Linked DNA regions of Homo sapiens: region 1 is linked to region 2. A link is a loop called in an ENCODE intact Hi-C map of the cell type or tissue named here. Cell type or tissue: HepG2. All regions are shown on one strand. Each heading gives the region's core, and the rest is flanking DNA. Links, peaks and the distances in the headings are about the cores only. Region 1 has its middle 57 kb from the start of LINC02667. Region 2 has its middle 17 kb from the start of LINC01163.

Region 1 (5,375 bases), core at 220-5,219, 590 kb after region 2:
TCTCGCTCCCACCTCCCATGGTTGCTGCCTGGGAAAATCTCTTGACAAAATCAAATTGCAGAGTCTTTCATGATTGGGAATCATGATGATGACCTCACTCATGGGGTAAATGAGCAGGTGTGTGGATGTCCTCTCTGCAACATCCACTGTCGCCAGAGGTCATCTCCGCAGCTTCAGGGAAAAGTAGGCTGAGATCAGCCACCCTCTAGAGGTCAAGGTCAGATGCATTTGGGAAACCTTTCAAGGAAAGATGTCTGGATTTGGAGGTGGGCCTGTAGCAAGGAAGGAGGTGCACCCCCCCGGGAAGAGCTTGAGTCCAGGCACGAACACAGGAAGGACATTCGTGGGGCAGGGAGTCAGGACAGACCAGCATCCAGTCCAGGAGCAAGAACTGGTGGCTGGAAATGCCTGAGGGGCCAACTTAGAACACAGGGAAGGGACTCTCTCCAGGAAAGGACGCCAGGTGTGGGAATGCTAACTCCTCTTGGCAGGTGGCAGGCTGCTAAGGAGCTGCTGGCTCATCACCCTTTGAAGTTAAGTTGAATACAGTGTATCACTTATCAGGAGGGTAGTAAAGGAAATGGGTCATCTTGGTTTGCACTACTTGATACCATCAAACTTCCAAGTTTAATATGGCATGAAAAAGCAAGGAACCATTGAGTGAAGCCCTTGCCCTCTGGGACCAACTTTCCCCTGCCTTTCAGGGTAGAAGTTAGCATCCTGGGGGCCCTATAGGCACAAGGCTCTCTGGCTGCTGGGTCCACCTGGAACTGCACCTCAGGGATGCCAGTGGATGGTGTAGGAGTGGATGATGTGCGTTTCCGAGTGACTTCCGCTCTTCCTTTTTGTCCGCCAGCTGCACATACAGTCTTAGTGTCTAGCATTCATGCTGTAGTTCCCTCTGTAAACACAACACACCAACCACCCACCTAGCAACCTTGGAAGGTCACCCAGAAAGCCACGTACTTGGGCAGTGTTGGCAGTGAGGAGCCAGGGCTACGGTCTGTATGGTAACAGCCCCATCACCGGCAGGACAGGCCACAGCCACATGGCAATGTGGTAGTTGGGGGAATATGGCAATATTCTGAAACGGCAGTTCTCCTAAATAAATAGCACATCAACTTACTTAAACCTAATCATAAATGGTACAAATTGGGCCCATGTGCAAACAGAAACCCGAGCCGAAGTCCGGAGTTAAAGCAACCATTGTTTCTCGCCTGACCTGGGCTGGGGGAAGCCTTGCGTGTCCGATTACATCTGCTAAAACGATTTGAATGCCAGCCCCGTATTTTAATTATAAATATATAAAAAAATTTTAATAAGACGGCATTCTGGGCTTTCTAAGCCTTTAAAATGCTCATTGGGGGTGGAGAAGAGAGAGGAGAATTCCATGTGCCCCAGACCCAGCGCCAGTGTATAATGATTGAATGTTTTCCTGTAATAAATTGAAAAAATCTGGTTTGTAAGAATGGATCCAAATCACTTGGCATTAGAAAGGTAATTCGTTACCTGGCTTCCAATGTACTGGATCTTGGTGAAGAGCTGCAATCACCAGAGAAAGGAAAGGGTACCAGAAGGAAACTTGTGCCTGGCCCCCACCCCTGCAAATTTCTACACCAGCCCTCCTTGCCTGGCCTCCCTCTGCCTTTTAGCATTTTCTCATCATTCCAGAACAAGAGGCTCTGCAGCTCAAAATGGGGAAAGGGGTTTCTCAGGACCCAAGCCAGCTCTTAACCACCTTCTTTGTACCTCTCCAAACCTCAGGCCTGCTTAATTATGATTAATTGCCACATGGATAATCAGATACAGTTTCAAAAGGTTGGAAATGACACTCCAAGGACACCAGGGAAGATACAACGTATGCCTTTGTTCGCAGGAAGAAATGGCAGGTCCCTTCCTCAGCCCCATAACCTTTTCTTATTTTAACAATTCCAAACAGAATTAATACCATCAGTATATCGTTCCCACTCCGGGGAATTGAACTTCAACTGTACAATTTCTGCAGCTGTCAGGGTTTTCCAACCTCCTGTCAATAATGCAATGTTGGGGTGTCCCTCTGCTGGAATGAAAGCAGTTTCAAGTTTCTGCTTTATGTCTGTGCTTTCTGGGTGGTGGGACATGATGAGAAAGTACAAAAAAAATAATAACAGCAGTAAAAAGCTTCCACTCTTGACTTAACTGGATCAAATGTAATAGACTTCAGTCTTTTCTTCTGATTTCCTCTGCTTGTTTTAGAAAACACTGTGAAAGTACAGGAGATTTTGTCTTGCCAACTCTTCCCTCCATTTAAAATCCCTTTGGCTAAGTCAAGGATCACAGTGTGTCATTTCCAGTCTAGCAGAAGTGTTGGGCCGTGCTCAGCTCTTACTACCAGGAGGCAGATCCCTCGGTTCCCGGCGCCAGTGTTGCTGGGCTTGGCTCCTGTCCCGGTATTGTTCCCCTCATTGCATTCCAGAGGGCCTCTCAGCCAGTTAATGTTTGCACTGGGAGGTCCAAATATCCAGCAATCAGCACTGAACTTTTCTCTTTTTGTTGAGAATTGCAGGTTTCAAATGCAATCTCTGGCTTTAAAGAAAAACTTACAGGTGAACACAAAAGCACTAATTTACATTTTATTCACAAACAATAATATTTGCAGCAGTTTCACCATGTGTGCTCATAAAAGAGTTTTAGAAGACGTCTGGCTTTTTTTTTTTAAGACTTTATGGTGGCTGGAATTGGTTTACCAATTTAAGGGCAGTCATTTCATTTATTTATTTATTTTTTAAAATCCTAAATAGCATAAAAGTATTTTATGCTAGACTGTGAACAGTTCATACATTCTGCATGGTTAATACATGTACTCACATGGGAAACAGCCATCAGAAATAGATAAACTAATTTGAACCAGTTTCAAGCACATAGCATTTAATTAAATCACATCTTCAGAATGGATTTTAAAGGTTGGGATTTTCAGAGCACAGGGGCCGCACACAGCATCTTGGCCGTGGTCCTGGAACGCTCTGCCAAGATGGCCACAACTCACGGGCCTGCGATTGGGACCAACATTTCATGCAGTTTTGCACAGGATTTCATGCCCAAACCCAGGGGACGTGAGCTTCTGACCCTCCCAGCGCAGCCAAGTGCTTCTCCGGAGGGCAGTGGCAGAGGTCTCTTAGTACGTGGGTCTTTCCAGTGGAGCCTGTGAAGGGAGGGCTCACCCCCCTTTCCTCACCAAAGCACCAGGAGCCATACCTGGGCCCAAGGTGGCTGAGGCTGTAGACCTTCCTTTCTCCCACCCTAAGGACCATCATTATCCAGGGCTTCAGCACAAACACTGCTGGGAAGTGGGAAGTGGGGTGCTGGCGAAGGGCTCAGAAAGCCCATGAGCCCAACGTCTACTGAGGATGCTGCCCTAGGATCCCAGGTGCCAAAGGGTTAGGCTGCCTGAAATAGACGTGCAGGCAGAGCACTGCCCTCCACCGACTTGGAGGACAGCCTGGCTGACCCTGCATGCCCTTTGAGACCATCAACCATGGATTTCCTGGCCCAGCTCTGGGCAGGAGAGTTCTCTCCTCCTGCCTTCCTTCCTCTGTCCATGGCCACTGCCACCACATCCTCTCTTCTGCTACCTCCGTGTTTTTCTGGAGCTCAAAGGGTAAGCAAAGACAGTCTTCTTATTCTCACTTGTCACAAACTGAAAAAGGAAAAGAGTCCTTTGTTAGGGGGCAATCACCCTCATGATGATTTTCTCCCATTCTTTTGAAAACCACAGCTTTAGGAAAATGACCACAACACCGCCTCTGACTTTTCTCCCAGAACTGCTTTTTCACTGCCTTTCTGATGCTGCCCTGCTCCTGCCCAGGTAGATGAGAGCAGTGTAACCAGTGTCACTTGCCGAGCTGGTGGCCATTCTTCAAGATGCAGCTCATTCGCCATGATGTTGGAAGGCCCGGAATGGCCCCCAGTAGAGTGAACGATGCCCTAGTGCTGCACACTCCTGGGCTGCGTCCCTCACCTGTGCATTATAGATCTATACAATCACGCACTGCATAACACTGTTTCTGTCAACTACAGCCCATGTGTATGAGAGTGGCCCCATAAGATTGTAATGGAGTTGAAAAATTCCTTTCACCTAGTGACATCTTGACGATTCTGACCCTGCGTAGGTCTAGGCTAATGTGTGTATTTTTGTCTTGCTTTTTCACCAAAAAAGCTTTAAAAGTTAACAAAAAAAAGTATAAATTTCAAAAATAGAAAAAAGCTTATATTCTTATTCTTATATTCTTATTCAAGAATGTAAAGAAAGAAAACATTTTTGAACAGCTGTACAAGGTGTTTGTGTTTTAAGCGAAGGATTATTACAAAAAATAAGTTAAAAATATTAAAAAATTCAATATTAAAAGTTAAAAATACTAAAAGATGTCAAAAAGTTAAAAATATTAAAACTTTTATAAAGTAAAAAGTTACAGTAAGTTAAGGTTAACTTCTTCTTGAAGAAAAATATGTTTTTTAGATATTTAATGTAGCTTAAGAGTGCTTATAAAGTCTACAATAGTATACAGTAATGTCCTAAGCCTTCACATTCACCAATTCACACTCTCCACTCACTGACTGACTCACCTAGAGCAACTTCCAGTTCTGCAAGCTACACTCATGGTAAGCGCCTATGCAGGTGCACCAGTTTTTATTTTTTATACTGTGTATTTTCTGTATCTTTTCTATGTTTAGACACATACACATACTCATCATTTGCCTGCAGTGTTCAGTATGGTAACATGCAGTACAGATTGGTAGCCTAGGAGCACTAGGCTCTACAATATAGCATAGATGTGCAGTACGCTGTGCCATGGAGGTGTGTGTAAATACACTCTGTGGTGTTTGCACAAGAGCAAAATCAGCTAATGATGCAGTTCTCAGAATGTGTTCTCGTCATTAAGTGACATGACTGTGCTCACCCTCCATACCCACCTCCTTGGATGGTGGGCTCCTTGAGGACAGGGCCCATTTCTTCATCACCTCCTCTTTCTTTCTTCCTCTTCACCCTCATCCAAGGACTAGTCAAGAAATTCAGACCAGAGAAAGCCTTCAATCATGGTTTGGTAAAACAATACAGAATTGCAAGTAGATGAAGAGCATTAACCTGTTTGTTCCAGTTGGGTTGCTGGGAAAAGAAATCATTTTCCACATCATTTTTAATATTACTCTTTGTCCACCCATCCCGAAGGTCATTGAAAGGGAAATCGTTCGCTTGTTCGTTCATTCTATTCAGCCATCTTTGCTGAGCTCTGCTCTATGCCAGGTACCTGGAAGGTCAGGGAGCCCAATGGCCAGAGGAGAGGTAAGAACCCAAGGATTGTATAAAAATGGCTGAGCACAGTGTGGGGAAAGAATAA
Region 2 (5,375 bases), core at 229-5,228:
TCGCTGGCATCTAGGACCGGGGGTCCTGGGAGGCTCCGCCAGGGGGCTGGTGAGGACCCTCACTCTGTGGGGGCCGGCCCTCCTTCTACCTCTTTCACCCTTTTCTCTCTGCCGCTGATTGCACCACTTTTCTTTTCTTTTCTTTTTTTTTTTTTTAGTGGTCAATTGAAATTTTATGGCTAAGTTATTTAAAAGAGACTATAGAAGAACGAAATGAGGGAAGGATGATGGAAACACCGCCTTTCTTTTACAATAATTACTCTTGATAGCAATTTGAACTAATTTGCATTAAAAAAACACCCATTTAACCAATCTGCTGCAAATGGGGACTTACTGTATACTGTTTTGTTAGACCTCAGGACTCCATTGTAGCATTTAAATTATGGAAGGACTACAGGACCCCATGAATACCCACGTCTGCTTCAGCCCAGGTTGGGCTTGTTTTCAATACCTGAGCAATGATATGATATGGAATTTCATGACAAAATGGGCTCATTTCTCATAATTGTACCTTTTATGTGTACTTTATAAGACAGGAGATGAGGGCAGAGACTGGAGCCAGGATTCCTGGCTATTCTCTTCTCAGCATGACCTTAGACAAAAATCCCTTCATATCCCTGGGTTCTCATGGAAGCAAGAAAGTTAGGAATCAAATACAAGGCCTTTGCCCTCCAAGACCTTAGAAATAGATGTGCATATGCGAGTGGATATTATTATTATTTAGGCTTTTGATAAACAATGATAAACTTCGTGGGGGTACGGCCTTTCCATCTATTGCCTGTAACTGATCAATATGCCCTTATTCCACCCCCAAAACTTTGGGGTGAGCTGGGGTGTGGATGGTTTTGTGTGTCAGTAAAGTGACCACAGCCAGCCGGATGGAGACAGCTGCCCTCTCCCTCTCTCTCTCTGCAGTATTTGGTTTCCCTGTACCATAACTGATGTTTTCCTTACATTTTTATTTCAAAAGAGAGATGAAGATCCTCATCTGGTTACAAAACCATTTGGACCCTCAGTCCTTCTCCTTTGGTTTCTTCTTTTCTGCTTTTTTTTTTTTTCCTACTTGAAAACATTGTAATCTAGAATTCAGAGAGGAAAAAAGTTGAAATTCAAAGCAGGCATTTTTTTTTTTTTTTTTGTCTGAGACGGAGTCTCACTCTGTCGCCCAGGCTGGAATGCAGTGGCACGAACTCGGCTCACTGCAAGCTCTGCTTCCTGGGTTCATGCCATTCTCCTGCCTCAGCCTCCCAAGTAGCTGGGACTACAGGCGCCCACCACCACGCCAGGCTAATTTTTTGTATGTTTAGTAGAGACGGGATTTCACCGTGTTAGCCATGATGGTTTCAATCTCCTGACCTCGTGATCCGCCCACCTCGGCCTCCCAAAGTGCTGGGATTACAGACGTGAGCCACCGCGCCCGGCCCAAAGCAGGCATTTTTGTGAGCCTAGCAGCGAGGTCTGGAGGCTTGGTGTGCTGGAGGGTGAAAGCAGCGTCAGGAGGTCACCGGGGTGGAATCTGATGACCCCCCAAGTTTCTCATTTTACCGATAGGGAAACTGAGGCTCTGAGGGGACCCGTTCACCCAAACAAGCCAGGTGGAGACTTGGGGTACTTTTCAGTGTTTTCCTTTATCTGTGTCAGTCCCCAGAGGGACCACATTTTCTGTACCCACAGAACATTCTGAATGAAAGCCAAGTGCAGACGATGTTTTCATTTCCCTCGTTTTGTTCTTTCCCCTTCTCTTCCCTTTCTTTCTTTTCCTCCCTCTTTCCTTTCTTTCCTCCCTCCCTTCCTCCTCCTTCCTTTCCTCTCTCCTTCCTTCTCTTCCTTCTTTCTCTCATTCACTCACTGCCTCTTGTTTTCTTTACCACAGTGCAGACCTTCTGGAGTCCAAGGTGGGGGGTTGGGGGTGGGGTCGGTGGTGGGGAGCAAGGAACAGGCCACCCCTGCTGCAGACCCGCCGGGTGGACACAAAGCAAAGCCACCCAGGAGGGGGTGGTGGGGACAGTCTTGCATGCCCCACCTCAAGCCGGAGAACATTCTGGCTGCAGGGGACCCTGCAGAGGCCACGAAGCCTCACTGAGTGAGAGAAAGAAAGAAGGAAAGAAAGGAGGGAAGGCAGCTCCCTCTGCTCAGCCGCTGGGAAACTGGTGTCCCGCGGTTGCTCCTGTCATGCACAAGATGGCGCTCTTAAGCTTTAAAAAGAGTCGGGGGCTCAGTGCAGTGAATGCGCCGCTCCACCCCGAGGGTTCCTCCTGGAGAGGCTGCAGAGCAGGCGGGAAGAGGCAGGAAAGTGAGGGCCTTCTTTCCTGGTGCCCTCAGCGTGATGGAGGGAGTCCAGCCTTGCTCTCCCCCTGGGCAATCAGGACTCCCAGAGACCCCGCTGCCCTTCTGAGCTGCTGCTTTCCAACTTAGGAATTGCCCGTGGGGTCCTCACGGAGTCCCCCGTGCAGCTGGACTCTCGAGCTTTGTTTCCTGAACAGGGAAGAAGGAAGCAGGTGGGGCACAGAGCGGCTCTGACCTGCCAGACACCACCGGACCGCTCAGGCAAAGGGGCTGCGTCCTGCTGTGCGGCCCCGGTCTGAGGGAGGGTCCTGCATTTGCTTACCTGATGCTGGTTCAGAGCTGTGCTAGCGAAGGGGAGGGCATAGAGAGGCCTCTGGGAGTCTGGAAAGATCCCTGGTCCTCTCCAGTGGGCTAGGACACTGAGCACATCTGCGCCCTTTCCTTGGAGGCCTTACCAGGACCAAATGCAGGCAGGAGAGAGTGGCCTCTTGCATGTGGTCACCCCAGACATGATTAGCCACCTGTCTGCCTGTGAACCTCTGAGGGAGGGGACCCGCCAGGGCCAGAGCCAGGTGCGCTGGAAAGCAGTGGGGTCAGGTCAGCCCCTTGTGACAAATCATCCATCTTGTGACTCAAGATTCAAAGTGAAGGGATTTCTGATGACCTGGAGGACCTGGGGGGATTAGGAACCCAGGAACCCAGGCCATGGAGGCAAGGGGGATGGGTCAGAGTGCCCGGTGTCCACTGCTCAGCAGGACCTCAGTTCAGCTTCTGTTAAAGAAGGTGGAGGACCAACTCATGTTTCAAATCGTGGGTCCCACAATGAAAGTGAACAGGTAAGAAAATGTGAGAATTCATAGCATGTAGTAAGAATAAGAGCTGTGTCTTGAAACTTTATTTCGGCATATTACACACATATACACACACATGACTGTGTACATATTTGTACATACATGTATATATCAGGCCACAAAGGTGGGCAGTTTGAAGAGCTCCCCGCCGCCCAGTGCTCTCTAAGACAGTAGCGGACACTGGACCCAGCTGTGGCTGTAGAGCTCCATGGATCTGGGTTCTAATATGGGCCCACTACCTGCTTGCTGCTTGACCTTGCATATGTTGCTTAACCTCTCTGAGCTTACCAGTCAATAGGATGATAAATGCCCTCCAAGATGCAGCTGGGCAGGTGCATGGTGCTTTGCACAGGGCAAGCGCTGGCAATGCACCTTCCTCCCCTTTCCATCTCTGATATTTACTGGAATGTTACCAGCCTGGCCTCAGAAATCATTCTGCCCTCGAGTTCCTCTGGTATCCAGGGCCTCCTCCCAAGGCACAATAGGGACCCACATCTTTTAGAGACCCATGTGGAGTGAATTAGTGGAAACTGAGGCCCACTGTAAGCCAACTTGTGTGGCTCTTGCTATGTAAGCAAGTGCTGTGGCTAAAGCTCTTGTCGGAGCCCGACCACCCTGTCAGTTTCTGAGGGGAACCCTGACTCACTTGGTGTTTTTTTTTTTTTCAGACAGAGTCTTGCTCTGTCGCCCAGGCTGGAGTGCAGTGGCACAATCTCAGCTCACTGCAAGCTCCGCCTCCTGGGTTCACGCCATTCTCCTGCCTCAGCCTCCCAAGTAGCTGGGACCACAGGTGCCTGCCACCATGCCCGGCGAATTTTTTTGTATTTTTAGTAGAGACGGGGTTTCACCGTGTTAGCCAGGATGGTCTTAATCTCCTGACCTCGTGATCCGCCCGCCTCGGCCTCCCAAAGTGCTGGGATTACAGGTGTGAGCCACCGCGCCCGGCCACTTGGTGCTCTTAAAATCACCTCTGCTACTGCTAGGGCAGACTCCATGGTGGGTGGGTTCTGTTCGATAGAAGGATCCAGGAGGACAGGGTGTAAGGGGTGAGGATAGAGCAGCAAGGTCATGGCAGAACCAGGCAGGTCCAGTCTGCTCTCCTTCCTGCTCTGAATGTTAACTGCACCCCTACTCTGAAAGGTGAAATTGACTCCTTCTGTCATCACTCATTGATCGTCTCTTGCAAGGGTCTGTATTACTGGTTTGGATAGGGGTGTAGATGTTGTCTTCTTTTTCATAACCTGGTGTCTCCAAATGAGGCCTGAAGAAGGCATAGCCGTGGAAAGGAGGTGGCACTGCCTTCCTGGTAACCTGCCTCTCAGGCTCAAACACAATCTGGATGCTGAGTCTTGAGGTTTGACCTCCTGCATCCCTGAACTCTGGTCAGCCTCCTGAGGTTCCAAGCCCATGTTCCCAGTCTGTGTTACCACGATGAAGAGGTAAAGAGAGCCCAGCTCTGGTCTTGCTGCCTGGAACATCTTGGGCACATCTGTGCCCTGAGTCTCAGTTTTCTCATCTGAAAAGCAACAGTTGAATTTACAAAAGCTTCGTTTTGATGATTAGGATTCTGGCTTAGACTCCATTAGCCCCTTTTCCAATCCAATAGAAAATTTTTAACCTTCAAGAATGTCATGCAATTATCTCTCCAGAGTTTCTCTATTAGTTTTATAATCAACTTCACTTGACCAACTAGAAATGATATTCAGCCCAAATACACTGTTGTCAAACTGCATAATTTTACCTTCTGGTTTGACTACTTTGTTCTATGTTATTACAGATAACATTCAACTAGCTTTGCCTTAATTGTGTTTGCAGAGCATTACTGCTCCAAGGTATTAGAAGGTGTCTGCGGTCAAGTGGGAGTTTTCCATAACGCAGTATATTTTGGGAAGCACAAGTCAAATGCATTTGAATTGATTTCATGAGTGCAGACCTTCTCAGAGCCTTATTTCTACAAAGTGTACAGGGTGGGAAGTTCAGAGGCCTGGACTCTTCCAGCTGTGCCTCTGCCCTGCTAAAGGGTTATATGTCCACAGTCACTGCTACCACAAGAGGTCGAAGTACATCATTGCTGAGGTCCTTTTCAAACTTTGCTGTTTCATGATTTTTGGTTCTGATTTCCACTTCTTCCTAACCAATAATCGAGAGGAATTTCTTGGCCTTTTACAATGTGTAGGATACTGATCTATGTGCTATGGGAATACAAAGTGTATCGGACATGGCCCCTGCCCTCAGGGA

The links. Hi-C counts contacts between places; a loop is a spot of excess contacts. Peaks named below come from ENCODE experiments on the same cell type or tissue, not always from the same donor. Only the 100,000 strongest peaks of a DNase experiment are listed, where the experiment ranks them.
Region 1: it touches region 2 in a loop (26-fold over the local background); 14 of 110 quality-filtered maps call a loop at or near these places.

Annotation. Positions count from the first base shown.
Region 1 is chr10:128,852,773-128,858,147 of GRCh38, forward strand. No RefSeq gene overlaps it. Among named protein-coding and RNA genes, the nearest start is that of LINC02667, 57 kb to the right of the region's middle. In HepG2, for the core only: no CTCF peak of the experiment used is centred there; a DNase peak (open chromatin) is centred at 2,439; H3K27me3 peaks cover 1,392 bases.
Region 2 is chr10:128,265,996-128,271,370 of GRCh38, forward strand. No RefSeq gene overlaps it. Among named protein-coding and RNA genes, the nearest start is that of LINC01163, 17 kb to the right of the region's middle. In HepG2, for the core only: a CTCF peak has its summit at 2,179 (motif pointing right); a DNase peak (open chromatin) is centred at 2,186; H3K27me3 peaks cover 2,865 bases.